Regions from separate parts of the Homo sapiens genome. Here region 1 is linked to region 2. Evidence: read pairs that join two places in POLR2A ChIA-PET (ENCODE). Cell type or tissue: OCI-LY7. All regions are shown on one strand. Links, peaks and the distances in the headings refer to the core of each region. The heading gives the core; the rest is flanking DNA.

What was found. ChIA-PET counts read pairs that join two places held together with the same protein. Peaks named below come from ENCODE experiments on the same cell type or tissue, not always from the same donor. Only the 100,000 strongest peaks of a DNase experiment are listed, where the experiment ranks them.
Region 1: POLR2A ChIA-PET joins it to region 2 with 15 read pairs; 3 of 35 experiments call an interaction of 5 or more read pairs at or near these places.

Annotation. Positions count from the first base shown.
Region 1 is chr15:29,271,124-29,275,522 of GRCh38, reverse strand. The region is part of intron 2 of ENTREP2 (endosomal transmembrane epsin interactor 2); the gene reads left to right. Among named protein-coding and RNA genes, the nearest start is that of NSMCE3, 3.5 kb to the right of the region's middle. In OCI-LY7, for the core only: no CTCF peak of the experiment used is centred there; no DNase peak of the experiment used is centred there; H3K4me3 peaks cover 233 bases; H3K27ac peaks cover 1,222 bases.
Region 2 is chr15:29,327,109-29,331,507 of GRCh38, reverse strand. The region is part of intron 2 of ENTREP2 (endosomal transmembrane epsin interactor 2); the gene reads left to right. Among named protein-coding and RNA genes, the nearest start is that of NSMCE3, 59 kb to the right of the region's middle. In OCI-LY7, for the core only: no CTCF peak of the experiment used is centred there; a DNase peak (open chromatin) is centred at 2,007.

The DNA of each region.
Region 1 (4,399 bases), core at 293-4,292, 56 kb after region 2:
ATTAACATAAAGTGTTTGAAAATGTTTTTCTTTTTTAACCACTTGTCTTTGTGACTTCACTGCCTGAACAGAAAGTCACAAATGCCATATTCGAATCACACTGAATGTATTGAACATGTGAATGTGCATAGCTGCTATGGCATAGTGTCACTTTGAAGTTAAACTTCATTGAAAATATATTTTTTATTCATCTCCCAAGCAAGAAAATCAGGGTTGATTTTTATTTTTAAAAGCAAATTAACTTTAATAGTACCTTGATATATATATTTCTTTCCAGCCCTTTTGATTCTTGTGTACATGTGTTTTGCTGCAGTGAACATCTTTCTCATCGTTCTACTGAAGGATGGCAGAATATGCTGCCCGCCCAAAATATGCCACTTTGGCATAAGGATTACTTTGAGCTAAAGGCACTTGAAAAATAGCAGATGCAAGAAGGGCATTTGAATTTCCTCTTTTCTTCCTGAAAACAGGAGATAAAAACTCCCATGTGAAAAATAGCTTTACTGTACCAAGAGGAAAGAAACATTACTCAATGGGGATTCAAAGCCAAGTGAATTCTGTACAAACAACTTCGTTAAAATAATTATCTCCCTTTATCCTCCCCACATAATTTACTTTTCCCACAATTACCTCTCTTTGTTCAACCAAATATAAAAGCATTTAGGTTTTGCCACCTCTTTCGGTCTTCATTTCCCTAACAAGCGCTCCTGTGTCCTGTAAAACTTAAATGAAGTTTGAATGCTTTTCTCCTGTTAATCTATTTTATATTAGTTTAAGTCTCAGGTCCAGCTGGGGCCCTTCGAGGGTGGAGGGAAGGTTTTGCCTCCCCTGCAGTATATACAACTTTGTGTAGTCCTCAAATATTTTCCTTAACAGAAATCCCTGGAAAGAAGCAAATTGTTATCAAACTACCCTGCCAGGCACTGTGCTAGGTACTGGGTAAACCTATCTCACTTAATCCCCTGATGCCAGGTTTAGGCCTCATTTTGTTGACTTGGAGACTTAAACCGGGAGGAGTGTCAGTATCGTACAGGTTTCTAATGTTAGTTCATCTGATCCCAAAGCCCTTACTTTTTCAAGGACACCATGTCTATGTTTGCTCTGAATCAGTATACAGTTAAAAGCCCACTCTCTGGAGGCAGATTGGCTGTGTTCAGATCTCACACCTACCACTTACTCGCTATAGAGCCTCAAAACTTAATAATCTTCTCCTGTGACAGTTTATTTGTGAGAAGAGAAACATAATAAATGCACATGCCTGATAGGTTTGTTGTGGGGATTAAATGAAGTCATACCTGTAAACCACCTGGAATAAGGTCTGACCCACCATTCACTTTGTATAGTAGTCCCCCCTTGTCTGTGGAGGATGTGTTCCAAGACCCTCAGTGGATACCTGAAATCGTGGACAGCACCAAACCCTAAATCCACAATGTTTTTCCCTATGCATAGATACATACTGTATTAGTCAGGGTTCTCTAGAGGGACAGAATTAATAGAATAGATGTATATATGAAAGGGAGTTTACTAGAGTATTGACTCACATGATCACAAGGTGAAGCCCCACAATAGGCCATCTGCAAGCTGAGGAGCAAGGAAGCCAGTCTGAGTTCCAAAACCTCAAAAGTAGGGAATCCAATAGTGCAGCCTTCAGTCTGTGGCTGAAGACCCTTGAACCCCTGGCAAACCACTAGTGTAAGTCCAAGAATCCAAAAGCTGAAGAACTTGGAGTCTGACTTTCAAGGGAAGGAGGCATCCAGCATGAGAGAAAGATGAAGACCAGAAGACTCAGCAAGTCAAGTCCTTCCACGTTCTTCTGCCTGCTTTTATTCTAGCCGCACTGGCAGCTGATTAGATGGTGCCCACCCAGATTGAACGTGGGTCTGCCTCTCCTAGTCCACTTACTGAAATGTTAATCTCCTTTGGCAACACCCTCACTGACACACCCAGGAACAATACTTTGCTTCCTTCAATCAAGTTGACACTCCACATTAATCATCACACGAACCTATGATAAAATTTAATTTACGCCAGGAGCGGTGGCTCACACCTGTAATCCTAACACTTTGGGAGGCTGAGGTGGATGGATCACTTGAGGTCAGGAGTTCGAGACCAGCCTGGCTAACATGGTGAAACCCCATCTCTATTAAAAATACAAAAAAAGCCAGACGTGGTGGTACACACCTGTAATCCTAGCTACTCGGGAGGCTGAGATGTGAGGATCTCTTGAACCCAGGAGGCGGAGGTTGCAGTGAGCCAAGATCGTGACACTGCACTCCAGCCTGGGCGACAGAGCGCAACTCCATCTCAAAAAAAAAAAAAAAAAGTTTAATTTATAAATTAGTCATAATAGAGATTAACAATAATTGATGAGAAAAATGAAATCTTAAGCCCTCCAGCTGACTGAACAGACCCCCTCTTGGCCAAGGGGACCCCGAATAACCTTGGAAACCCTCACCCGCTCTAAATGCCATTAGGCTTTCTTCCCTAAGAGCTAAACAGAAATCAGCCCTTTCAAAAGACTCCACTGCTGGTATAAACCAACCACCTGATGCTGCCCCTCCCTTTTGCAGTTTTGGCACAATTGACCAGCAGTTCTTCCTGGTAAAAGACCACCAACCATGGAGTAGTTCTGGCCAGTCTATGGAAGACATGCAGTCAGGGTTTTCATGTCCTCTACTTCACCTTTTGATGTCAGAGGGCTGAAAACTCCTACCCTGGATCATGCTAACACTGCCAATTTTGGAATATGGGTCCCAGGGAGAGACATGAAGTGCAATTGCGCATATGCACATTTCTCCTTGCATAAATGTTCATGACTCCTCCTATAGCTTATTAAATATGTATATTTGGCCACCCCATTCTGCATAGATTCCTGCTCCCTTTGCCCTCCCTTGAAGTGTCTGTTTCTGGCTTCTAGCATGAGGTTGTCTTCCTAGCCTGTTGGAATGGCCGCCCCGCAGACTGCAACCCTTTATGAGAAATAAAGCTCTTTCCAAATTTATGAACCTCGTCATCCTTCAGTTGACACTAACAATAAAGTAGAACAAATATAGTGTAATAAGTTATATTGTGGTTTCTCTTTGAAAATATCCTAATATTTTCGGACTGTGGTTGACTGCAGGTAACTGAAACCACAGAAAGTAAAACTGCAGACATGGAGATGGAGCAGCAACTACTATAATCATTGGCTGTTGTCGGTTATATTTATTGTTACTAATGTTAGTATTGTTATCACCACAGTTTCTCCCCAGACATCCATGGCTTCCAGTATCAATCCAAGGTGGAATGTGGGTCTGGATGACTTCTCCATGCAGGGCCTAAAACTTCATTCTAATACTCTTATTTTATGTCTGCATTTTCTCACCTGCATTCTTCTGGAAAGAGTGTAGAGAGATGTTTTGAGACTTAAAAACTGGTATCTCTTCTCCTCTATCTTGAGTAATGACAGTCTGCTATCTAGGTAAGCGTGCTGCTGGAGGACACTGCTGATTTTCACAGTGACAGGGGTAGTCTGACTGGTGGGCTGCTTGGTAACGTACATGAATACCTTAGCAAGAAAGAGCACTGAAAAACCAGCCCAACTGTTGACAATAGCTTTTATCTAATTTTCCACTTTCCCCTTATATCTCGGTCACTGAACTTTTTTGACTCAAGGCACTGTAGCAGGACGAGCCGCAGACAAAATCTCTCAGACACCGAGTTGCACAAGGAAGGGCTTTATTCAGCTGGGAGCATCGGCAAGCTACTGCCTTAAAATCCGAGCTCCCCAAATGCACAATTTCTGTCCCTTTAAAGAGCTCACAACACTAAAGATTTTACATGAAAGGGTCGTGATTGATCAGAGCAAGCAGGCGGTATGTGACAGGGGCTACATGCACCGGTGGTCAGAGAGAAACAGAACAGGGCAGTTCTGTTCTTTATACAATGTTCTTCTATACAATGTCTGGAATCTATGAATAACATCGGTTTCTAAGTTATGAGTTGATTTTTAACTACTGGGTTTAGGCCAGGCAGGCCCAGGCCTGGTTTTGGGCCTGGCGCTGGGCTGCCTGTATTTGGTTTTACTTCCTTGTTGTTTTTTCTTAAAACAGGTACTGAGTATAAAACAATATAAAACAATATGAGACGGTCTCTCTATTCCCTCAATACAACATCCACATCCTGCAGTAGGGACCTTTTGCAGAATTCTAGATGGCAGGAAGCTTCTATGAACCTAAGTCCAGATTTTAATTTGCAAGGAAACTGAAGCAGATGAATTTTCTCATTGTAAAAAAATGAATGCCTTGATAATATATTTGTTTTTCATAGTAGGCCTTTGTCATTAAAATTGATGCCTGAGGATATAGTTGCATCTTGTGTGGAACAGTAAGTTATTACTCATTGCATACCAGATTTTAGC
Region 2 (4,399 bases), core at 237-4,236:
AATTTCTGGAGGTATGAAAGATGTTTTGAGCATCAGTGCCAAGGACTCGTCTCAGATTCCTAGTGCCCATCGAGAGGCCCCGGACAGGTGTTCTGACCTGACCTCCCCATCTCCTGTGTTGCACTGTGGCCTTCATGACAGGGTAGTATGAGAGGTGTCCCCAGCCCATCACTCAGTCCTCACTGGGTCCTTCATGTGTGTCCATTGTGCTTTTCCCTCCTCCCGGCGGGCCTGCTGTCCAGCGGCACAGACGTCAGCTATTGATCCTCGTGCCACCTGCTGCCGATTGAGAAGCTGCCCTCTTTGGTCCTTCTAAAAGTCATGCTCTAAAATTATTCCTCCATACATCAGTTTTACACCAAGCAAACATTAAGCCCTCATTCCGTCAGTGTAAAACTCACACCACATGTAAATTAATTTGGGTGGGGGATTGAATCCCTGGCAGTGGCAGCTCAGGGGCTTGCCCTGGGTATAGTGGGGACACAGCCCCTGAGCCTGGCCCTGGGGATTCTGCAGCAACCAGCAGCTGTTGGTTTATAAAAGCAACTTACTGTGGGGTGGGGTGTGGTTGGCTGTGATATTTATGCGTTGTGATTGCCATTTGGATTTTTAAATAAAGTTCATCCTTTAGAATAGTTTTATATGAACAGAAAAATTGCCAAGATAGTGTAAAGAATTCCCAGTTTCTTTGTTTGTAACATCTTACATTACTATGGTGCATTTGTTAAAATGAATGAGCCAATATCGCTACATTATGATTATGTAAAGTCCATGGTTATTCATATTTCCTTAGTTTTTACCTAATGTTTTTTGTCTCTCCCAGGATACCATCCAACCCCACATCACGTTTCGTCGCCATGTTGCCTTAGGCTCCTCACAGTTGTGGCTTTTTCATAGACTTTCCTCACTTCGTATGACCTCGACAGTGTTGAGCAGTACTGGTCAGTGTTACGTAGGGTGCCCCTCTATTAGGATTTCTCTGATGTTTTTCTCATGATTAGACTGGATTTGGAGGAAGAAGACCAGAGAGGTAAAGACCATTATTTATTTATTTTTTTTGAGACAGAGTCTCGCTCTGTCGCCCAGGCTGGAGTGCAGTGGCGTGATCTCGGCTCACTGCAGTCTCTGCCTCCCGGGTTCAAACGGTTCTCCTGCCTCAGCCTCCTGAGTAGCTGGGACTACACGCTCATGCCACCACTCCTGGCTGAATTTTTTTTTTTTTTTTGTATTTTTAGTAGAGGCCGGGTTTCACCATGTTGGCCAGGATGATCTCCATCTCCTGACCTCATGATCCACCTGCCTTGGCCTCCCAAAGTGCTGGGATTATAGGCATGAGCTGCCGCGCTCGGCCAAGACTGTTCTTATCTCATCACATCAGGGGGACATACTATCAGTAAGGCATCACTGTTGATGTTGACTTGATCACCTAGCCAGGTGATCACTGAGGGAGTGATTGGCAGTTTTCTCTACTGTGAAGTTCTACCTGCCCACCTTCCTATATTGTATTCTTTGGAAGGAAGTCACTATGTGCAGCCTCCACTTAAGGAGTGGGGAATCATGTTCCTCTTCCCTGAGGGCGGAGTATCTACATAAAGTATTTGGAATTTTTTCCCTTGGGAGATTTGTCCCTTCTTTACTATTTATTTACTTGTGTGTTCAATCATGTATTTATAGAAATATGGACTCATGGATATTTATTTTATACTCACAGTTATAATCCAATGTTACTTTATTGTTAAAAGTTGGCTTCTGTGTTCCTTTGACACACCCCCATCATTGTGAGGTTATTAATTTTTATCACGTTCTTACTTTCTGGCACCACAAGAGGTTCCTGGCTCATTTTGTATGTTTCCTGCCCTAGTCCATGGGCAAATTGGCCATTTCTCCAAGAAAGCTCTGGTTCTTTTGGTTGGAGGTTGGCATTAGAAACCAAAATCTCAGTGCCAGGTGTGCTTGTTATTACTGGGTGGGGGAGAGGCCTTTGCTTCTAGGTTCACTCAGCTGACAAAACAAGGAAATACATTGGTTCCTCTTTATTCGCAGTTTTCATTTCCGTGGTTTCAGTTAGGTGCGGTCAATCATGGTCCAAAAATATTAAATAGCAAATTTTAGAGATGAACAATTCATACTTTTTTTTTTTTTTTTGAGACGGAGCCTTGCTCTGTCACCCAGGCTGGAGTGCAGTGGTGCGATCGCAGCTCACTGCAACCTCCGCCTCCTGGGTTCACACCATTCTCCTGCCTCAGCCTCCCGAGGAGCTGGGACTACAGGCACCTGCCACCATGCCCGGCTAATTTTTTGTATTTTTTAGTAGAGACGGGGTTTCACCATGTTAGCCAGGATGGTCTCGATCCCCTGACCTCGTGATCCACCCGCCTCGGCCTCCCAAAATGCTGGGGTTACAGGTGTGAGCCACTGCGCCCAGCCTAGTTGTTCTATTTTATTATTAGGGATCATTGTTAATCTCTTACTGTGCCTAATGATAAATTTTATCAAAGGTATGTATGTATAGGAAAACACATAGTATACATAGGGTTCAGCATTATCTGTTTTTTCAGGCACCTACAGGGGTATTAGAATAGGGTATTCCACACATATAAGGGAGGACGACTGTATATGAGTGTATACCAACACATGTATATACCTGTAACCTGTAACTATTTCTATATATAACCATCAATAGTCTATTAAGCTAAACATGAGTTCATAGTGATGTCTTCAATGCCAATCCTTTACAGCGTGGATCAGTCCAGCCTCCTCCCCTGTTCCCACTCCAGCAGTGAGAAACCTGGTTCTCACCATCTGCCATCCATTTACTTAATGGTCAGTTTCAAAATACGTGAGTAGTGGTATCAGAACTATTAACCACTGCCCACCTGGGAAACAAATTTATCAACTAGAGTTCATCACTGATGTACAGCTTCTTTGGCCTTTAGTATTACAGACTCCATGATTTTCAGAGTTACTTAAGTCAGCACCTTTTCCCCCCAACCCCTTTCAGTGAGGTTGTTTCGTAGATTGTTTTTTGTCACATTTTGCAAAATTAGGATCCTGAGATCCTCCCACCTTTTAAATACTTTTTAAAAGTTAGCATATCTGCAGATTAGCTCTTTGGCCTGTACAGTTCAATGGGTTTTGACAAATGCATAGTCATGTATCCACAATTACATATCATAAAAATAGTTCACCACCCTGAAAAATTCTCTGGACTTCACTTATTTAATCCTTCCCTCTCTCCCTGAACTCTTACTGATCTTTTCACTATTACTACCGTTTTGCCCTTTCCAGAATGCCATGTCATTGGAATTATGCAATATGTTACTTTTTAAGATTCACTTATTTCACATAGCAATATGCATTAAGATTCATCCATATTGTTTTATGGCTGGATTCTTCATTTATTTTTATGGCCAAATAACATTTCATTATGTAGATGTACCACAGTTTGTTTATCCATTCACCTATTTAAGATACCTTGCTTGTTTACAGTTTTTGGCAATTAAAAATAAAGCTGCTATAAACAATCACATGCAGGTGTTTTCAAATCAGTTATGTAAATACCTAGGAATATGATTGCTGGATCATACAATAAGACTATGTCTCGTTTTGTAAGAAACTTTTAAACTGTTTTCCTAAGTGGCTGTTTTACATTCCTATAAGCAATGGATAAAAATTCCTGTTGGTCTGCATCCTCACTAGCAATTGCATCCTCATCAGCAACTGACAACAAATACTGTCCATTTTTGGATTTTAGCCATTGTGATAGGTATGTAATGGTATCTTATTGTTGCTTTAATTTGCAGTCCCCTACTGGCAAATGATATTGAACATTATGTCATATGCTTATTTGCTGTTCCTGTATCTTCTTTGGTGATGTTTGTTCAGATCTTTACCCTCTTTTTTTTTTTTTTTTGAGATGGGGTCTTGCTCTGTCGCACAGCCTGGACTGCAGTGTTGCAATCTCGGCTCACTGCAAGCTCTACCTCCCGGGTTCACGCCATTCTCCTGCCTCAGCCTCCTGAGCAGCTGGGACTACAGGCGCCCGCTAGCACACCTGGCTAATTTTTTTGTATTTTTAGTAGAGACGGGGTTTCACTGTGTTAGCCAGGATAGTCTCAACCTCCTAATCTCGTGATCCTCCCACCTCGGCCTCCCAAAGTAAAGTGCTGGGATTACAGGCTTGAGCCACCGCGCCCAGCCACCTTCTTTTAAAGTTAGACATTTTGTTTTCTTATTGTTGAGTTTTACTTTTCTTTATACATTTTGGATACAAATTCTTTATCAGATATGTGTTTTACAAATATTTTCTTTCAGTCTGTGACTTCTCTTTTTCTTCTCTTAACAGTGTCTTTGAACCAAACCCCAAATCACCAAGATATTCTGTGTTTTCTTAAAGAAC